Linked DNA regions of Homo sapiens: region 1 is linked to region 2. A link is a loop called in an ENCODE intact Hi-C map of the cell type or tissue named here. Cell type or tissue: endothelial cell of umbilical vein. All regions are shown on one strand. Each heading gives the region's core, and the rest is flanking DNA. Links, peaks and the distances in the headings are about the cores only.

The links. Peaks named below come from ENCODE experiments on the same cell type or tissue, not always from the same donor. Only the 100,000 strongest peaks of a DNase experiment are listed, where the experiment ranks them.
Region 1: it touches region 2 in a loop (6-fold over the local background); 1 of 110 quality-filtered maps calls a loop at or near these places.

The regions. Positions count from the first base shown.
Region 1 is chr2:64,062,727-64,068,106 of GRCh38, reverse strand. The region is part of intron 1 of LOC124907774 (a long non-coding RNA gene); the gene reads left to right. Among named protein-coding and RNA genes, the nearest start is that of VPS54, 46 kb to the right of the region's middle. RefSeq lists a silencer at 5,042-5,131. In endothelial cell of umbilical vein, for the core only: no CTCF peak of the experiment used is centred there; DNase peaks (open chromatin) are centred at 3,306, 3,956 and 5,026; H3K27ac peaks cover 2,904 bases.
Region 2 is chr2:64,261,327-64,266,706 of GRCh38, reverse strand. No RefSeq gene overlaps it. Among named protein-coding and RNA genes, the nearest start is that of LINC00309, 59 kb to the right of the region's middle. In endothelial cell of umbilical vein, for the core only: no CTCF peak of the experiment used is centred there; DNase peaks (open chromatin) are centred at 3,186 and 4,466; H3K27ac peaks cover 3,020 bases.

The DNA.
Region 1 (5,380 bases), core at 306-5,305, 200 kb after region 2:
TACAGGCGCCCACCATGACATCCAGCTAATTTTTGTACTTTTAGTAGAGACAGGCTTTCACCATGTTGACCAGGCTGGTCTTGAACTCCTGACCTCAGGTGATCTGCCCCACCTGGGCCTCCCAAAGTATTGGGATTATAGGCATAAGCCACCACGCCTGGCCTATAGCTTTGATTTTTAAAAGGTTTGAAAGTATCTTTCTCAAGTCAGTGTCACTATAGGATTTATCTGGGTAGGTACAGCAGAATGGGGCTAGGAAGTAAATGACATTGTCAAGAGATTAGTTAAAAGTAATACATAATAGGCTGAGCAGGGATCTAAGTAAAGATAGAAGGGAGTCAATAAAGATTAGGAAGGAGCCTGAGTAGTCTAGTCATTTTTGTTTAGGTGTCCATCCTGCCCCAGTATGGCTTATGTACCTAAGGGAAAACAAACTCCTGTTTCAGAAGTGTGCCCTGATGTTTTAAGTCAGTGTTTCTTCATAGAGGCACTATTGGCATTTTTGGCAGACCAAAATTCCACACGACTGTCCTGTGTCTCCCCTCCCCCATCCCTCTTCCAGTAAAAGCCAGTGGTACTCCCAGTCAGAGCAACATTTCCAAATACTCTGAAGGAGGCAGTGCTGCTCCCAGTTGAGAACCTCTGATCTAAATCAGTCATCATAATCTCAACTCCCTTGTCACTGTAATTGGCTCAAAAATGGATAACTTAGTTCAGAGCTAAGCAAATTAGCACATGGCATTCCCCTAGTCACCATGATTGGTTCAGGTTGTTCTAATTAATGAAAGGCCAGGATTTTTGTTTGATGGTTAAAGACTCACTCCTCAGTTCCTCTGGACTTAATGCAGAAGCATGCAGGCTCAGTTGCTGCTGACCTCCAGCCTGTATAACCACGAGGGGAGCCAATCCCAGAATGAAGCTCACGTTGAGGGTGCGAGAGTAGAGAAAGAGAAGAAACAAGGCCCTTGGTATGTCTGTCTGGCAGGTAACCCAAGGCCTTTGCCACTGCTGAATTTTCAGTTACTTGAGTCGGTAAATGCCCTTAATGTTTAAACCAGTTAGACTTGAGTTTCCTGTAGCCTGCAAATGAAAACATACTACTTAAAAGAGGGAAGCAGAGGGAGGTTGAGTCAAGGGAGTGAAATACGGGGAAGGATATAAATGAGAGTAAGGGATACAACAGATGAATGAAGAGGCTTATGTCTTGGGTAGAAACTGAGGAATACAGGGACAATAGGTATGCTAAGTTTGGCTGGATGCGAGATTTTACAAAAATTAGTCTGGTCTCTTAGACTGGGGGTTGGGGTAATCAGAACAGTTCTAGTATTGTGTTGTGATAACCCAGTGAGGTTTGTATTACTCCAATGTATAGAAGAAGAAACTTGAGACCCACCCAAGTACCTAAAGCTAGTAGCTGGCAGAGGTAAGCCCTAGCAAATTTGATTCCAGCACCTAAGTTCTTTCCACTGCTTCCCCATTGTTATGTGATGCCAATGGGGTGGAAATAACCAGGGTGAGAACAAAAAACCCTTATTAATCCTTCCCACACCTCAATCCAGGATGAAGGGCAAGACCAAATGGGTCAGTGGGATTGTTTTCCCCTGTAAAAGCGATGGGCCACCTGTAGGGTCGGTGGTACAGTGTTTGGAGTACCATGCACAAATGGGTCATGGGCTCGCTGGAAAGGCAAGACAGACAGCTTACCCAACACCTACACAAATGAAGGGAATAACCACAAGGTACACTGAGGAGAAGTGGCTCAAAGATTCTGGTGAGATGAAAACTATTTAAGGTTAATTGCCAAGCACTGAATATCACATTCTGTGCATCTGCATGCTTCTCATTTCAGAAACTTATTTTTCCCCTTTTAATTTATTTTTGAATAGTTCATGCATGCATATGGAAAAAATGCAAAAGGTACAGAAAACGTTCCATGAGAAATAGGTTTTTCTTCCTTCTCTGTCCCTCAGTTATCTTCCCTGGAGGTAACTACTGTTGACAGACTCAATCTTTCCCCTCCGTCTCCTTCCTCCCCCTCTCTCCATTAGAGGCAGGGGTATGTCAAGCTGAGTTCTCTTTATTTGGTAGCAATACAGACCTTCCTAATGTAGCAGGGTTTAAATGTACTCACTAAAAACTAGATTTACAAAAAAAAGCAACTTCATTGTCGATAATGATTTCTTGCTGGAAAGCCCCCATTCCTAACGTAGGTGGAAACACTTGATCTTGCCAATTAAAGGTAACACAGTCTCTTTACGTTTACAACAGTTTTCCTTGGAAACTCACTCAATCTTTCAAGGTTTCTCCCTGATCCAATGGTTCTCCTCTCCCACTTCTCTTTCTTAAGATGTCATTCGGGTCTTGAAAAACTGGCAGAGCAAGTCTGTCTGCCATCATCCAGGCTCTCCCGGCCTCCCTTGATGAGGAAATTATCTCCGGCTTTTGGGCCTAGAACCATTTCCACTACTGACAGCCACGGCCCCTGCCATGGCTCTCAGTGGCAAGGACCATAAGCCTCACAACTTCTTGGCCCAAGGGCCAGGCCTCTTCCAGCCCATTCATCCCATTAGCCTTTATCATTCTACCACTGGATCTCCTAAAGACCATGCATGACCCCAAAGAACAGAAATCACTATCTCAAGCTACTTCTCTGTAGTTACCCCGGTTCCAAACAGAAAGCAGGATACATGCCTCCTCTTCTTTTAGTGCACCCTCCACTCATCTGGGGCAACCCTGTGCTGGTACTCTCTGAATGTCCCAAATTCCTGCCTGCTGCTTTTTTTTTTTTTTTTTTTTTTTTGGGACAGAGTCTCGCTCTGTTGCCCAGGCTGGAGTGCAGTGACGCGATCTCAGCTCATTGCAACCTCCGCCACCCAGATTAAAGCAATTCACCTGCCTCAGCTTCCCGAGTAGCTGGGATTACAGGTGCCCGCCACCACGCCCAGCTAATTTTTTGTATTTTTAGTACAGATGGTTTCACCATGTTAGCCAGGATGGTCTCGATCTCCTGACCTCATGATCCGCCCACCTTGGCCTCCCCAAGTGCTGGGATTACAGGCGTGAACCACTGCACCCGGCCTCTGCCTGCTGCTTTTATCTTCCCTTCCAGTCATGAGAAAGTGGCTCTGACATCATATCCTGTGTTCTTCTTGGCTGTATCTGTGATCTGTTCAGGGGCACTTTTCCAAGTTCTGCCTCACTAGCATATACAAATACATTTTTTTCTTTCAACAATGTCTGGTTTTTGACACTCAAAGCCCTTGATTTCAAACTATTGTTTTGCTATGAATTAATCCTATTTTGAAATTCTAAGCTAAGGGATGACTTATCCAATCTTGGCTGGGTTTTTTTTTCTCCCTGTGACTGAATGCATGCCATTGACTCAAGGGGGAAGCCATGGAGACAAAGACTTACTGGGCAGGCAAATACACTGATTTAACGTCTCACAAAGGTTATCTCCATTACATCAGCATAAGGTTCCCAGAGCCAGCTGAAAGGAAACCAACGTCAGTGTGGCAAATGCTACTGAGTTTTCACATTGTAACAGGGGGTGCAACCGCTGCATGGGAAAATTTCACGGTCCTGAAAGTGAACATGATCAGAATTGAACTACTGATTCCATAACTCTCCAGCCAATTATTGAGGTGCAAACTTGAGTCATTCTGGATTCCTCTCTTTTCTTCACACCTCACATTTAATCCATCTGCAATCAGGGCATCTAATGGAAAGAGGAGCCTTTTTCTAATTTTCACAAAGGCACCGTATGAGCCGGTAGTGGCCTGTTGATGAAACCCTAGGCCAAGCTGCCAGTGTCTGTCACCCGGACTTCTGCCATAGGCTCCTCCCAGATCTCCCCACTTCCGTGTTTGACCTCCTACAATCCATTCTCCACAAAGTAGCCAGATTAAATACAAATGAGATCACACCACTTCCCAGCTTCCTTTCTTTAACTCCTCCTCCAGCTTGTCATCACTCTGATCCGGCTCTGCTTCTTTCATCCTGGCTCCTGTTCAGCCTTATCTCCTTCCAAGCTTTCCCTCTAACTACTTGCCTGTAACCACACTGCCCATCTTGTTGCCTTCAAGTACACGGTACACAAGGCTTGTTTCTATCCCAGGTCCTTTGCACTTACTGTTTCTTTGCTAGCAGAGCTCTTCCCTGGATGCTCACACTGCTGCCTCCTTCACAGCCTTCAGGTCTCAACTCAGATGTCACTAAGCAGCCAAACCACACCCCAGGTACCAACTACCATAGTACTCCGCTTTATTTTCTTCATAGTCCTTAGTTCCTGAAATTGTATTATTTATTTGTTTGTTTACATGTTTATTGCATATCCCCCTTCCCTTAGAATGCAACTGCCTTAAACAGGGACTTGTTTTGTCTTTTTCAGCACTGTGTTTCTAGCATTAAACAGTTGCCTGGCACATTGTTAACACTCAGTAAATATTTGTGGACTGAAACCAACTAATGTCAACCAGGGGAGGGAAGGAGGAAGACAGTATTTTTTAGCTGCACAAGCACCAGTGGATACCATTTTATTTCTTTGCTAGGGAATATTAATTTCCATGTCAGGAAATCATTAAGGTTAATGTGGCTTTCTCGTGAGATACTTAGCTGCGAGACAGAACTAACATCTATATTTATGTCACAGAAAAGCAGTTTTTTCAAATAATCAAGTCAGTCAAAATATAAATTGTTAGCCTTATTTGCCAGGTACAAAATTTGACTGATTTGCATGTATGTTGGTGTGTGCTTAACCTGCTGCAGATCACCTGCTATTTTAGGGTGCCCTGATTGCTAAAAGTTGTTTACTTGATTTCTTTCATTTGAAGTGTGGCTGAGGAGGCAGGCCTGATCAGAGGCAAGTGGTCTAAAGAGAGACAATGTGAAAGATTTGTTTGGGTGTGCTATAAAATAACCACCAACAATCTTTAGGTCTTTCTTGGACTTTTGAGACTGAAAACTAAGCTCTCTTTGATAAGTGCTTTAAAATTTGAATAACTGATACACTGGAAAGTCCTGAACAGCTGTACAAACACTGAAGCAAGGACTTTCAAATTCTGCCCTGGGTGCTGGGCATGGTGACTCACACCTGTAATCCCAGCACTTTTGGAGGCCAAGACAAGAAGATTGCTTAAGCCCAGGAGCTCAAGACCAGCCTGAGCAACATGGCAAAACCCCATCTCTACAAAAAATTAGCTAGGTGTGGTGGCACACATTTGTAGTCCCAGCTCTCTGGGAGGCTGAGGTGGGAGGATTGCTTGAGCCCAGGAAGTTGAGGCTGCAGTGAACTGTGATCATCACATCACTGCATTCCAGCCTGGGTGACAGAGTGAGGCCCTATCTCAAAAAAAAAAAAATAAATTAAAAAAAAAAATCT
Region 2 (5,380 bases), core at 106-5,105:
CAATTGCAGCTCCAGCTCCTGTGGGAGAGTTTCCAGCCCTCGGGCCTGACCTATAGATTTCAGACTTGTCAGTCCCCACAATCACACAAGCCAATTCTTGAAAAACTTTTGTAATGTAGAGTTGATCCTCATTATCGATGGATTATGTATTTGGAAATTTGCCTACTTTCTAAAATTCATTTGTAACCCCAAAACCAATACTTGCAGTGCTTCCGCAATCAATCACAGACATGCTCAAAGCAGTGAAAAGTTTAAGTCACCCAATGCACAAATTTTTCAGCTGAAGTCAATTGAGGCAGCACTTTCATGTTTCAGCTCTCATACTGTAAACAACTGTCCTTCTCACAGTTCATTTAGTGCCATGATTTTCACATTCTTGTGCTTTTTGTTGGTGATTTCATTGTTTAAAATGACCCTTGAGTGTAGTGCTGAGGTGTTGTCTGGTGTTTCTAAGCACCAGAAGACTGTGATGTGCCTCACAGGGAAAATACGTGTGTTAGATAAGCTTCATTCAGGCATGGGTGGTAATGTTTTGGCCATGAGTTCAATGTTAATGCATCAACAGTATATATTAAATAAGGTGTCTTTAAACAGAAACACACATAAAACAAGGTAATATCTTGATCAGTTGATGAAAATGTTGTGACCAGAGGTTCATAGGAACCTAACCCTGTAGATCCCCTAGGAGCAATGGTTCAGCATTTGCTATTTCAATGTTTGTGACAGCTTTATAGAACACTGCTATCACGAATAGCAAGAACTGACTTGGGTGGGGGTGTGTGTGTGTGTGTCCTGCTGGTTCTGCTTCCCTATGTTCCGCTTCCCTCTGCTTCCCTGGTAGCCCCCTTACTGATGCAGATGCAATACTGCCCTTTCCTCTAGGTCTGGCTATGCCTAGCACAGATGACAAGGGTGTTATGTCCTTTCTGTATTCAGATCCTCGACAATACTCTGCAGATGGAGGGGAGGAGTCCATGTACAAACCTCCTAGTGAATGTTAACATTCCCTTTAACAAGGAGAGTTTTTCTCTTACTAGTTCAGATTTAGGAACATAAAATATATGCAGGACTAGTAATTTGGATGTTATTCCATCTCTCTGATACAGTAAGAAGTAGGCTAGACTAGATAATGACTGGAATGCATTTCAGCATTTTTAATGCAATTTGAGTGATGAGTCCCAAATTACTTTTTCAGTGTAAACCAATCAAGTATATTCTAGTTTGAGTGTCTTTACCAAAAATAAACTTCTTTATGAATGTATAAAAAGTAATTAGACTGTCTCCAAGACATTGAGCCTATTCCCAAAGGGGGAAAGAAGCCAGCATGTCTCAGAGAAAAAGGAAAGCATCAATTCAACAAGCCCACTGCCCTTCCTCTCCCCACCCTAGTGGTCAGTTTTCATTTTCTTGGGCTGTAGTTATGATTCCAGCTTGCCTGGCCTGCAGCTGCAGGCTTCATTCCTAATTCCAAACTTATTGTCTTCCATGTTGCGCTGACTGCCACAGGAGGGTCTGGGTGAGAGAAAGTAAGGTCTTAGCTCAAATCTACCCCGCTCCTGAGACACCATGCATGCTCACTCCCTCCATGGGCTGGGTCCACAGCCCAGCTCTGCAGCGCGTGCCCAACACCTGAATGGGCCTTCAAAGGCTTACAAATAATTCTCTTTTTACTTCAAGAACATGTCACGACTAAGAATAAGCACCATGCATCAGCCACCATTGATCCTGAAATAAAATGCTGTCTGGACAAAAAAGAAAAAGCTTCTTTTATGCACTGATCCTAGGAAATCAGACCACCATTCACTTCACAGACCGTCTGCAATGTAATTCAACTGTCAAAGAGTGTTCAAACAAACAGAGGAAGGGGAGAGCATAATACAGCCTGAAATTTACTTGTATTCAAAAGTATTTCCCTTTAATGTTTAGCAACTTCTACAATATGAGTAGTACTGTAAGATGCTAGATGGTAGAATGGCAGCTGCCTTTTCCTGTAACTACGTAATTGATATACTAAATAAGAATGATACACTAAATCAAATGAAAATGAATGAAAAAAAGTGTCACCTCACCACCATGAAATAAAAAAGTGTAGAAATATATGTAGTAAACATATTGAGTCAAATATTCTCCACTCATCAAAAAATGCCTAAATGGCTAAACAGGACTAGCTCTTATGAAACTTGGCTTTGAGGGTCCACCGTGGCTCTTTGCTCCACATCTTCACACCCTACTGGTCACTTCCCCTTCTGGTACACTAGATGCAAGATGCTCCTTCTCTCCTCCTCCTTGTCTGGCTCTCAGCTGGTTGCCCACTTTGAGAGGATTCAGTTGAGTCAAGGGGCCACAAGCAGCCCACCTCCTGCTGTTTTAAATAAAATTTTATAGAAACACAGCCATGCTTATTTGTCTGTGTACCATCTGTGGCTGCCTTTCATCCTACAAAGACAGGGCTGAGCAGTCGCAACAGAAACTTTATGGACCATATGCCTAAAATATTTACTTTCTGATCCTTAACAGAAAAAGTTCCCCATCCCCTGAATAAAGCCCTTCACATGAAAGTATAGCACTTTTAAAAGTTACTCCTCCAGGGATGACTTAAATTTTAATAGGGAGATAATTTTCTTAATCTAAAGGAATTAATGGCTAATAACAGAATTTTGGTCATTAGCAATGGAATACTTTAGAGGTATTTTGGGGTTGGGGAATTTCTTAAGCTTAATAGCTATCTATACTTCACCTGCCCATCACCCAAGTTTCAGACCTACCTATGGAGTATTTTAATAAAATCGAGAGGGTTATTAGGACGTGGAGAAAGACTCAAAAGAGAGGTTGGTCTGAAAGGAGTTTGAGAGTGCTAAAGATGGCAGCACTTGTGGGGTCAAAAACACACAACCCAGGAGATTGCCATTTGTCTCAGTCTCACCCAAATGTTTAGTCTTATTCATAAATTTCACAAAGATATTATATTGAACTTCACAAAGTAAAACTTTTTTTTATAGCACATAGATATTCTCTCTGAAGTCCCCATGAGTAGTGTTATTTATCTCTAAAGAAGTCTCTCACAACAAAATAGCAACAGAGAGCACGGTGCAGCCTTGTTTCCAGAATGCTGGGGCTCACTCCACACCAGCATTATTAAGTAGACTTAGCAAGACTTTGAAGTAGCCACTGCACAAAGAAAACAAGAACATCTGGTTTCCCATCCCGAGGTGAATCAGAGGCTAAGCATGCATAGGAAGTAATAATCGCTTCTAACATTTGCATTTGTTCAGGATATTACAGCTCACAGAAATGTTCGCCAGAGCGTTCTTTTGTTTAATCCTCAGGACGATCCCTGAATGTGAAAATTTTCATCCCCATTTACAGGTAAGGAAATGAAGGTTCTAAAGTTTGGGTTAAAAGGCTCACCCTAGATAAAACTGCTCTTGGAGATGGAGTCAGAGCAAAAACTCAGGTCTTCTGAGTTGTCTCTGGGTAGAGGGTTTATTCCCTAAGTCCATGCTGGAGGGAGTCTCAGGTCTCATCAAGAGCAGAGTAGGTCAGCACAGTCATTCACCCAATTCTTGAAGGCCACGGTTTTGTTTCTCTTTAGGTACAAGAGTGGTAAGCAGCAACCTAAAACAGGAACGGGCTCCATTCAGGTATGTGCATGAGCTACCTTGCTGGTACCAGGATGCACTGCACATTGCTCCTGGACCCTCCTGGGATGGTGGTCACATACCACTAGCACCTTAAGAGGCCTTTCTGCAAACTAGAAGGCAGACCAGTTCCGCAAAGATGCTCCTTCCCATAGCTGACCCAGTCCTGAGCCAGGTGCAGCTCAGCAAGCCAAGCAGGCTAGATCCAGCCCCTGCTCAAGCCCTTCATCCCAGACAAGCCACCATCTCCAGGCACAGCCAATACAAGCGTCAAGTGCCCACTCAGTTCAAAGACCTCTCCTCTCCAAGAAGGGATGTTTCTTAAAAGAAAGAAAAGCTTACTGAGAAGAACTGAATCCATACAATAAACACTACACAGTTTACCAAGAAGGTCACAGCCACCATCTAATCTCAGCATGGTTTGGGTGGTGATGACAGCCCTTCTGAGCTTGAGAACTGCGGCTGGTTGCAGTTCAGGCCATCTCCTTCCCGCCTGGTTCTCCCTCTTGGCTAAGCTCCTTTCTGTATCCCATTCAAGCCATTTTCCCCATTAATTTAGGTGCTACCATGTTTAACAGGAACATCCTTGAATCAGAGGGCACATATAGCTAGCAGAGGGGTGGAATTATTATTGGTGAGTGGGTGGGTAGCTGTCCCCTTCCGCATGTTTCTGTCACACTCTGACAGGGGATCCTGCTGGGATAGAGTGCCTCTTCCAGGCCCAGACCTTTCCAGGAGGGCATCTGACATCACAGCATGCTGGAGCTCTTCCTGCTCCTCCTCTAAATGTTCTCGGGAGCCCACATCATCACTTAGGTCAGGGGGCAAAGTCCAGCTGAGCTCATTAATCATATTAGAGTCACCTTTCCTGCTCAGGGATCAGGAGCAGCAAGAGCTCACAATCTTCTTTCGAGTAGTTTTTTCATAGATTTGAAGGAAGAATGGATCCAAGAGCAAAACAACAGCTTCAATTAAGCCTGGGAGACTAGAAAAGAAGGTCTACTGAGAGTGCAGCTGGGAAAAGCAGGAGAGTTAGCTGGGGTCCTAGCTGATCTCAGCCACACCTCTGTCATGTGTCACGACTGAGCAGCACTGAGAACAAGACCTCAAGGCAGGCAGGTAGAAATGGACCCTCAGACTAAACGTTCAATAGACACTAAATATATTCAATTTACAAAGCGCCCTGCTAACATTTATATGGTGTGCCATGTCTTTCCAGTCCCACTCTGATGGCTACCACCGTGGTCCACAGGAGAATTGTTGAGCAAGTGGAATTTGCCTTCAGTAACTTCCTAGCACCTCTTCTACACACTTCCCTTTAAACTCTATTTTCTCCCATATTCAGATTTAGGTTTTAATTATCTTGTTACTGGATGTGGGGTTTAGTTACCACTTTTGTGACAATATCATATGGTGGCTTTAGATCCCTAATTATTAACTTTTGATAAATAATGAGGTATCTAGAGAACGCTGAAATTTGACAGTATTTTCAGGAGTATATCCCACTCCAGGTTAGACTGTACCTTTGTAGTATTTACTCCCATCAATTCAGCCAAAATTATGTAGGTAAAATATAGCCAAGGTATGTTTATTGATGATATAAGAGTTATTAAAACAATTAATAACAGGTTTATGGTTTTTGAAATGATTATACATAAAACAGCCTTTGATCCTGTGTCAATTCTCTTCAAAATATATTAATAAATATTCTTAGCCAATAGACCTTTGCTCCAAGAGTAGGT